Linked DNA regions of Homo sapiens: region 1 is linked to region 2. Evidence: read pairs that join two places in POLR2A ChIA-PET (ENCODE). Cell type or tissue: GM12878. All regions are shown on one strand. Links, peaks and the distances in the headings refer to the core of each region. The heading gives the core; the rest is flanking DNA.

What was found. Peaks named below come from ENCODE experiments on the same cell type or tissue, not always from the same donor. Only the 100,000 strongest peaks of a DNase experiment are listed, where the experiment ranks them.
Region 1: POLR2A ChIA-PET joins it to region 2 with 5 read pairs; 5 of 35 experiments call an interaction of 5 or more read pairs at or near these places.

The regions. Positions count from the first base shown.
Region 1 is chr12:118,223,062-118,227,454 of GRCh38, forward strand. All of the region lies in intron 9 of TAOK3 (TAO kinase 3), which reads right to left. Among named protein-coding and RNA genes, the nearest start is that of PEBP1, 89 kb to the left of the region's middle. In GM12878, for the core only: no CTCF peak of the experiment used is centred there; no DNase peak of the experiment used is centred there.
Region 2 is chr12:118,143,395-118,147,787 of GRCh38, forward strand. It overlaps PEBP1 (phosphatidylethanolamine binding protein 1), which reads left to right. Exons shown (of 4, transcript NM_002567.4): 4 at 1,192-2,190. The coding sequence ends at 1,409. Among named protein-coding and RNA genes, the nearest start is that of PEBP1, 9.5 kb to the left of the region's middle. In GM12878, for the core only: no CTCF peak of the experiment used is centred there; a DNase peak (open chromatin) is centred at 2,202; H3K4me3 peaks cover 451 bases; H3K27ac peaks cover 1,904 bases.

The DNA of each region.
Region 1 (4,393 bases), core at 205-4,204, 80 kb after region 2:
CTTTTTTTTTTTTTTTTTTTTTTTTTGAGACGCAGTCTCGCACTGTCGCCTAGGCTGGAGTGCAGCGGCGTGATCTCGGCTCACTGCAAGCTCTGCCTCCCAGGTTCACGCCATTCTCCTGCCTCAGCCTCTCCGAGTAGCTGGGACTACAGGTGCCCGCCACCACGCCCGGCTAATTTTTTTGTATTTTTAGTAGAGACGGGGTTTCACTGTGGTCTCGATCTCCTAACCTCGTGATCCGCCCGCCTCGGCCTCCCAAAGTGCTGGGATTACAAGCGTGAGCCACCACGCCTGGCCATTTTTGAGGCAGAGTCTCGCTCTGTCGCCCAGGCTGGAGTACAATGGCGTGATCTTGGCTCGCTGCAATCTCTGCCTCCCGGGTTCACGCCATTCTCCTGCCTCAGCCTCCTGAATAGCTGGGACTACAGGCGCCCGGCACCACGTCTGGCTAATTTTTTGTATTTTTAGTAGAGACGGGGTTTCACCATGTTAGCCAGGATGGTCTCGATCTCCTGACCTCGTGACTCACCCACCTCGGCCTCCCAAAGTGTTGGGATTACAGGTGTGAGCCACCGCACCCGGCATTTTTTTTTTTTTTTTGAGACAGAGTCTCTCTTTGTCTCCCAGGCTGGAGTGCAGTGGTACAATCTTGGCTCACTGCAACCTCTGCCTCCTGGGTTCAAGCAATTCCCATGCATCAGCCTCCCAAGTAGCTGGGACTACAGGTGTGTGCCACTACACCTAATTTTTGCATTTTTAATAGAGACAGGGTTTTGCCATGTTGGCCAGGCTGCTCTAGAACTCCTGACCTCAAGTGATCTGCCCACTTTGGCCTCCCATAGTGCTGGAATTACAGGCATGAGTGGCCAAGCCCAGCCCATAAGGTTTCTTATGAACAAATATGGTTGAAAACCATAATAACTAATGATAACAAAATAATCGCTACCATTTACTGAATTCCTACTATATGCCAGGCACTCACTGCCTTAGGCATGTTACATATGTTATTCATAATTCTCAAAATAGCTTGTCAAGATAGGTATTATTTTTCCAGTTTCCCAACTGAAGAAACTGAGGTTCAGCTAAGTAACAAAACCAAATCACATAGTGTTTACGCTGAAATTTCAACCCAATCCTATGAGACTCCAAGGCCTGTGTTCTTTTTACTAGGCCATGGTATCTCTTCAATAACTCTGTACATTTTAAGGTAGATAGCACTAGAATTTCAAAATGAAAAGAAAAACTTTAGAAGACTAAATATAACCCCTTCTCCCCAACAACGATCATGGTATTCATTTATTAACAGATAAACTATAAGGGGCTAATGTATAAGAAGAAAATTCCAGGCAGAGAATCTATAACATTTATGTTTGTGTTTTGTTCTTTCCTGGAGAACTTATTTCTGGACACAATCCATTCCCTGACAGTGCCGACAGACTATTTGCCAGTTTCTACCATAACCTTTGTTGGTGAACTAAATGCCTGTAGTTTAAACAGAAGAGAACCAAGATTAACTTCTCCTGAATGTAATCCTGAAAAATAAAATATCTGGTGACTGGACAATTTCAACCTCCAAGAGTTTTAACTAGTCCTTTCAACAGGAGATCAATTTACCCAAAGATAATTTATAAAACAGGATTAAACACTTAGGAGCTGTAAAGTTTGATCTTTAGGAAAGAAGGACAGTGTCAGTAACACTATCATCATCCTGCTTTTTGATGCCATCCCAGCAATTCAACTTCTAGATTAGGGTGTTTTTAAAAAAATATATACTATTATAGAAGAGACAGACACCATAAAGAAAGGGGATAACAAGCTATTATGGAAGAGAGAGATATCAGAACAAAAGGGAACAGGACTATCCACAACTTTCCATGTAATTTCGATGTTAAAAGTACAACTTGGGCTGGGCAAGGTGGCTCATGCCTGTAATCCCAGCACTTTGGGAGGCTGAGGTGGGTGGATCACCTGAGATCAGAAGGTTGAGACCAGCCTGGGTAACATGGTGAAATTCTGTCTCTACTAAAAATATAAAAATTAGCCGGGAGTGGTGGTGGGTGCCTGTAATCCCAGCTACTCGGGAGGCTGAGGCAGGAGAATCACTTGAGTCCAGGGGGTGGAGGTTGCAGTGAGCCAAGATCGCGCCATTGCACTCTAGCCTGGGTGACAAGTGCGAGACTGTCTCAAAAAAAAAAAAAAAAAAAAAAGATACAACTTAAAAATATACTATTGGTATTAACAGTTAGAATTTCATTATGCCCCAAACATACAGAAAATAGCAAAATCATTGCTTAGGGAATATTTGAAACAGTTTAACCTTTGTCTTGCATGTAAAAAAAAAAAAAAATACCCTTCTTTTACATGTCCATTAGCAAAATTAATGCTAGGGAGATGAAAATGTATGATAAAGCTGTCAAAGAGATACTTGTATGACTTATTACATTACTGATATAATAATTTTCAAGTAATTGCTGAGAAATTAAATGTTCTTGGTAATAATTTTATTTTGTGAATATTTACTGACCATCTACAATCACATTTCTTTGAGTCTGAGATGTCATTGACTGTAAGGTGTACTACCGTTAAATATTCACCACGATTTTATAATATGTATAACAGAAAAAATGCTGCCAACTATAAGAGGCTGTTGCCTATAAAATACCTCCTACTTTAAAAAAGTTATTTCCTTGTTTTTGACAAAATTGTATATATTTAAGGTGTACAATGTGATGTTTTGATGTTCATATACATTGATTAATCACAATCTGTCCATCGCCTCATATAGTTACTATTTTTTTTTGTTGTAGGAACATTTAACATCATTTACTCTCTCAGCAATTTCAACTTTCAATGCATTTTACCATGTTGCTTCCTAGTGTTAAAGAGATGTTAAAATGGGCTGGCATGATGGCTTGCGCCTATAATCCCAACACTTTGGGAGGCCGAGGTGGGTGGATCATTTGAGATCAGGAGTTTGAGACTAGCCTGGCCAACAAGGTAAAACTCCGTCTCTACTAAAAATACAAAAATTAGGCCGGGTGCGGTGGCTCACGCCTGTAATCCCAGCACTTTGGGAGGCCGAGGCGGGCAGATCACAAGGTCAGGAGATCGAGACCATCCTGGCTAACATGGTGAAACCCCGTCTCTACTGAAAATACAAAAAAATTAGCCAGGCGTGGTGGCGGGCACCTGTAGTCCCAGCTACTCAGGAGGCTGAGGCAGCAGAATGGTGTGAACCCGGGAGGCGGAGCTTGCAGTGAGCTGAGATTGCGCCACTGCACTCCAGCCTGGGCGACAGAGCGAGACTCCGTCTCAAAAAAAAATTAGCCGGGCGTGGTGGCAGGCGCCTGTAGTACCAGCTATTCGGGAGGCTGAGGCAGGAGAATCGCTTGAACCCGGGAACTAGACGTTGCAGTGAGCCGAGATCGTGCCACTGCACTCCAGCCTGGTGACAGAGCGAGACTCCGTCTAAAAAAAAAAAAAAAAAAAATTTACAGACTTGAGATAATTTGACCAAAGTCAGACAACTACAAAATGGCAGAATAAGAACTGAAGTTTATCTGACTGCAGAGTCTATGCTCTTTAGCACAATTTGACACTATCACTTATCAATTTGCAGAAATAGCTGTCATAGAGGATTAGACAATTTGGGAGAAGGCTACTTTGTCCTTTAGTTCAGTAAATCATTTTATAAAATGCAATCAAAGGCTGATACAGAGAGCATGTAGTTATACATATTTCAATTCATTTTTATAAGAAGGTAAAATCAGAAAGCACATATAAGGGGCTGTCTTAAGAGAGGAAGCACTAAGGTATCTCTTGGGGTCTGTACTTGTGTCCAATGTCAACTGCTGTTGACATTTTAGTCATTTACATGTACACGGTACAAAATCTGATGTGATGATGATCTTGAATCATCATAAAAGGGTATATGTAGTTTGTACAATTGAAGAAGATTGGAAAGGGAAGAATCCATGTCAAATTTCGGAAAGATTTTGGTAAGAAAAAAACTTGTTAAGAAAAAACTTGGTAAGAAAAAACTAGTTAAAAAATGGGTAGGCACTAACAGTAAAATTCAACACAAGTGGCACATTCTTTTAAAAGATCGTAACTGAGGTGTTGCTATGATGGTCTCAGTGTTATAAGGAAAATTTTGGTTTATTTTTATAAAATATTACTTTTATATTTTAATATAATATAAAATTATGTTATAATTTTATAATATAAATTTATATATAAAATATAAATATATAAAATATAAAATATCTGTGTTATAAGTAAAATATAAAATAAGTAATATTTTATAAGAATAAACCAAAATTTTACTTATAACACTGAGACCATTGTAGCAACTCCTCAGTTATGACCCTAAAGGTACTATGACCTCTAAAAG
Region 2 (4,393 bases), core at 171-4,170:
ATTTCTTTTTAAGGCTGAATAGTCCTAGAGTAACACAGGGGAGTAAAGAAAAAATAAAAGGCTGGATAATATTCTGTTGTGTGTATAAACCACATTCTGATCATCTTTTCATCCATCAGTGGACAGTCGGGTTGCTTCTGCTTCTTGGCTATTGTGAATACTGCTGCATTGAACATGGGTGTGCAAATATTTAAACAACTTTTTAAAAAATAACTTTGTTTCTGGCCGGGTGCAGTGGCTCACAGCTGTAATCCCAGCACTTTGGGAGGGCGAGATGGGTGGATCACTTGAGGTCAGGAGTTTTGCCAACATGGTGAAACCTGGTCTCTACTAAAAATACAAAAACAAAACAAAACAAAACATAACTGGGCGTGGTGGCACGTACCTGTAATCCTAGCTACTCAGGAGGCTGAGGCAGGAGAATTGCTTGAACCCAGGAGGCTGAGGTTGTAGTGAGCCGAGATCATGCCACTGCACTCCACGCCTAGGCAACAGAGTGAGACTCCGTCTCAAAAAAAAAAAAAAAACCCACTTTTTAAAAAAATAAGAGCTCATGGTACCTATTTGCATCCAGTACATCATTGAAGCTTGTAGAAAGCTGCTTAGTTAAAGTGAGGTTGGGTCACTTCGAAGTAGTCCTCCAGTTTTCTAAGCAAGTAAATTTTGGAGGTAGAAAGAAAATGTTCTCCTTTATCCTAGAGGCTCGACTGTGGTATGGTGGGCCCGGGTCATTGATTTGCTTTGTCCTTAATTGGTTGCTCCTACCTGACAGAAGTGAAATGGGTGTTCTGATGGGGGGTGGTGGGTGGTGACTTGAGAAGGTCCGGGAGCCTGAAGTGGGATGAATGAAGAGCACAGAGGCTCGTTGGGAGGCGAGGATAAGGGGGTGCAGAGGCCAGATCCCACAGGCCAGGAGAGGCTGGAACTAAGGGCTTGGGCTTGACACCAGTTACAGCAGGGGCCTAACACATTCTATTAGGTTGATGCAAAAGTAATTGCGGTTTTTGCCATTAATGTGTTAATTGCCATTAAATGTTAATTTGCACCAAATACCTGTCTGGACCCTCGGTGTCCTCCTTGTAAATGGTGTGGTCTGGGTGCCTCCATGTTGAAACATTCGATAAAAATGGATGATGTCCCCATCTCAAGTGCTGGGCTGTGTGTACATCTTCCCTCTGCCTCTCCCCACAGGCCTCCACCGCTATGTCTGGCTGGTTTACGAGCAGGACAGGCCGCTAAAGTGTGACGAGCCCATCCTCAGCAACCGATCTGGAGACCACCGTGGCAAATTCAAGGTGGCGTCCTTCCGTAAAAAGTATGAGCTCAGGGCCCCGGTGGCTGGCACGTGTTACCAGGCCGAGTGGGATGACTATGTGCCCAAACTGTACGAGCAGCTGTCTGGGAAGTAGGGGGTTAGCTTGGGGACCTGAACTGTCCTGGAGGCCCCAAGCCATGTTCCCCAGTTCAGTGTTGCATGTATAATAGATTTCTCCTCTTCCTGCCCCCCTTGGCATGGGTGAGACCTGACCAGTCAGATGGTAGTTGAGGGTGACTTTTCCTGCTGCCTGGCCTTTATAATTTTACTCACTCACTCTGATTTATGTTTTGATCAAATTTGAACTTCATTTTGGGGGGTATTTTGGTACTGTGATGGGGTCATCAAATTATTAATCTGAAAATAGCAACCCAGAATGTAAAAAAGAAAAAACTGGGGGGAAAAAGACCAGGTCTACAGTGATAGAGCAAAGCATCAAAGAATCTTTAAGGGAGGTTTAAAAAAAAAAAAAAAAAAAAAGATTGGTTGCCTCTGCCTTTGTGATCCTGAGTCCAGAATGGTACACAATGTGATTTTATGGTGATGTCACTCACCTAGACAACCAGAGGCTGGCATTGAGGCTAACCTCCAACACAGTGCATCTCAGATGCCTCAGTAGGCATCAGTATGTCACTCTGGTCCCTTTAAAGAGCAATCCTGGAAGAAGCAGGAGGGAGGGTGGCTTTGCTGTTGTTGGGACATGGCAATCTAGACCGGTAGCAGCGCTCGCTGACAGCTTGGGAGGAAACCTGAGATCTGTGTTTTTTAAATTGATCGTTCTTCATGGGGGTAAGAAAAGCTGGTCTGGAGTTGCTGAATGTTGCATTAATTGTGCTGTTTGCTTGTAGTTGAATAAAAATAGAAACCTGAATGAAGGAACTGAGTCCCCGGATGTTTTGTTCTATTGGGTATAGGTTTCATAAGTGTGAGAAGTCAAGTCTCAGGGTGAGTCGTCTCCGTGACCAGCAAGTAACAGCTGGGACTTGTTCTAGGGGCCATATGGAGGGTCTGTGCCTCTACATGTGCCATTAACCCACAGCAGGAGCAAACAGTTCAGATTTGAGGTTTCTAAAAAAAAAATCATAAAATGTGAGGCCGAGTCTTATTGCCCAAAAAGCACCTTTGCTTCAAGTGGTCCTTTTGACCCAAGAAGGATGTTCTAAAGAAGATGGCTGAAAACCTTCCCCCTTGGTGAAGTCTGGCGCGGACACCGTAACAATGCCTAAGAAGTAGCCTGCACTTCCCGTTCTGATGTGTTATCCACAGAGGCTCAGTACCAAAGAGGTGCGCAGGGTAGGAGGGTGAGAAGGTCACGGTCTCATGCCATCTGATGTACCGAAAGAAAGGAAAGGAGGTGTTTGAAGGTGCAAATCACTGTGATTTGGTCTCTGCGATGCAAAGGGGGGGGTCCTGAATCAGGCCTGACAGGTGCTAATGACTAGCCCTTCCCCATCTTTCACTGCAGTACTTTTTTCTCTGAAAAAACTTGGAAATGTTGCCTTGCTGGAAGCACATAAGGTAGATGTAAGTTTTCTTTTTTTCTTTTTTTAATTTTTTTGAGATGGAGTCTCACCCTGTCACCCAGGCTGGAACGCAGTGGAATAATCTCGGCTCACCGCAACCTCCACCTCCTGGGTGGGTTCAAGTGATTCTCTTGCCTCAGCCTCCTGAGTAGCTGGGATTACAGGCATGCACCACTATGCCCAGCTAATTTTGTATTTTTAGTAGAAAAGGGGTTTTGCCATGTTGGCCAGGCGGCTCTCAAACTCCTGACCTCCTGACCACTTTGGCCTCCCAAAGTGCTGGGATTACAGGCATGAGCCACCATGCCAAGCCTGGAAGTTTTTTTTTTTTTTTTTTTTTTTTTACTTTAGAGTTCTAAAATTCGTTTTTTTACGTAATAAGATTTTGTTGAACACAAGTTACAAAGAAAACAACTGTCAGCTGGGCGCCGTGGCTCACGCCTGTAATCCCAGCACTTTGAGAGGCCGAGGTGGGTGGATGAACTGAGGTCAGGAGTTCAAGACCAGCCTGGCCAACATGGTAAAACACCATCCCTACTAAAAATACAAAAATTAGCTGGACATGGTGGCGGGCGCTTGTAATCCCAGCTACTAGGGAGGCTAAGGCAGGAGAATCGCTTGAGCCTGGGAGGCGAGGTTGCAGTGAGCTGTGATCGCGCCATTGCACTTAAGCCTGGGTGACAAGAGCGAAACTCTGTCTCGAAAAAAAAAAAAACTGTCCTGTTGACCTTGGAAATAAATGTAAAGTCTGGGCATGGAGACTCACACCTGTAATCCCAGCACTTTGTGAGGCCAAGGTGGGGCAGATCACCAGCCTGGGCAACATGGCAAAACCCCTCTCTCTCTAAAAAAATGCAAAAATTAGCCCGATGTGTGGACTCGTTCCTGTAGTCCCAGCTACTAGGGAGGCTGAGGTGGGAGGATCACTTGAGGTCAGGAGGTCAAGGCTGCAGTAATTCCAGCTACTTGGGAGGTGGAGGCAGAAGAACTGCTTAAACCTGGGAGGTGGAGGATGCAGTGAGCCAACATCACGCCACTGCACTCCAACCTGGGTGACAGAGCGACACTCCATCTAAAAAAAAAATAGAAAAAGAAAAACATATTAATACTAACACGGAACTAAAGAGAAAAAAAAATACATATATATGAGAAGGCAGTAGTCATCTAAGAAAGAAGGGTGATGCCTTCAACTGGTATGTGATGTGAACTTCCCCAAGGGCGGCTAGGAAGGGGGTGACCCCCATTCTGAACTCAACTCTGGCCTCAAGGTCCAGCTGATAACCACCGGGCCCACTGGGTCACAAATTCCAGCTTCCTCATTTGAAAAAACATCAGGGTTGCAGGGGGTTGTCAGCCTGCCTTATTTACCTCACAGCGTTGTTGGAGGACAAAATCATCTTTTTTGGGATTAAGAGTTAATGTATGTAAATGACTAAACTTGGCCTGATTGTCATATAAGAACAAAGTACAAAAGTCCAGTTTCCTCAGGTCTGTTTCCTCACTGCAGCCTCCGCCTCCTGGGTTCAAGCGATTCTCCTGCCTCAGCCTTCCTAGT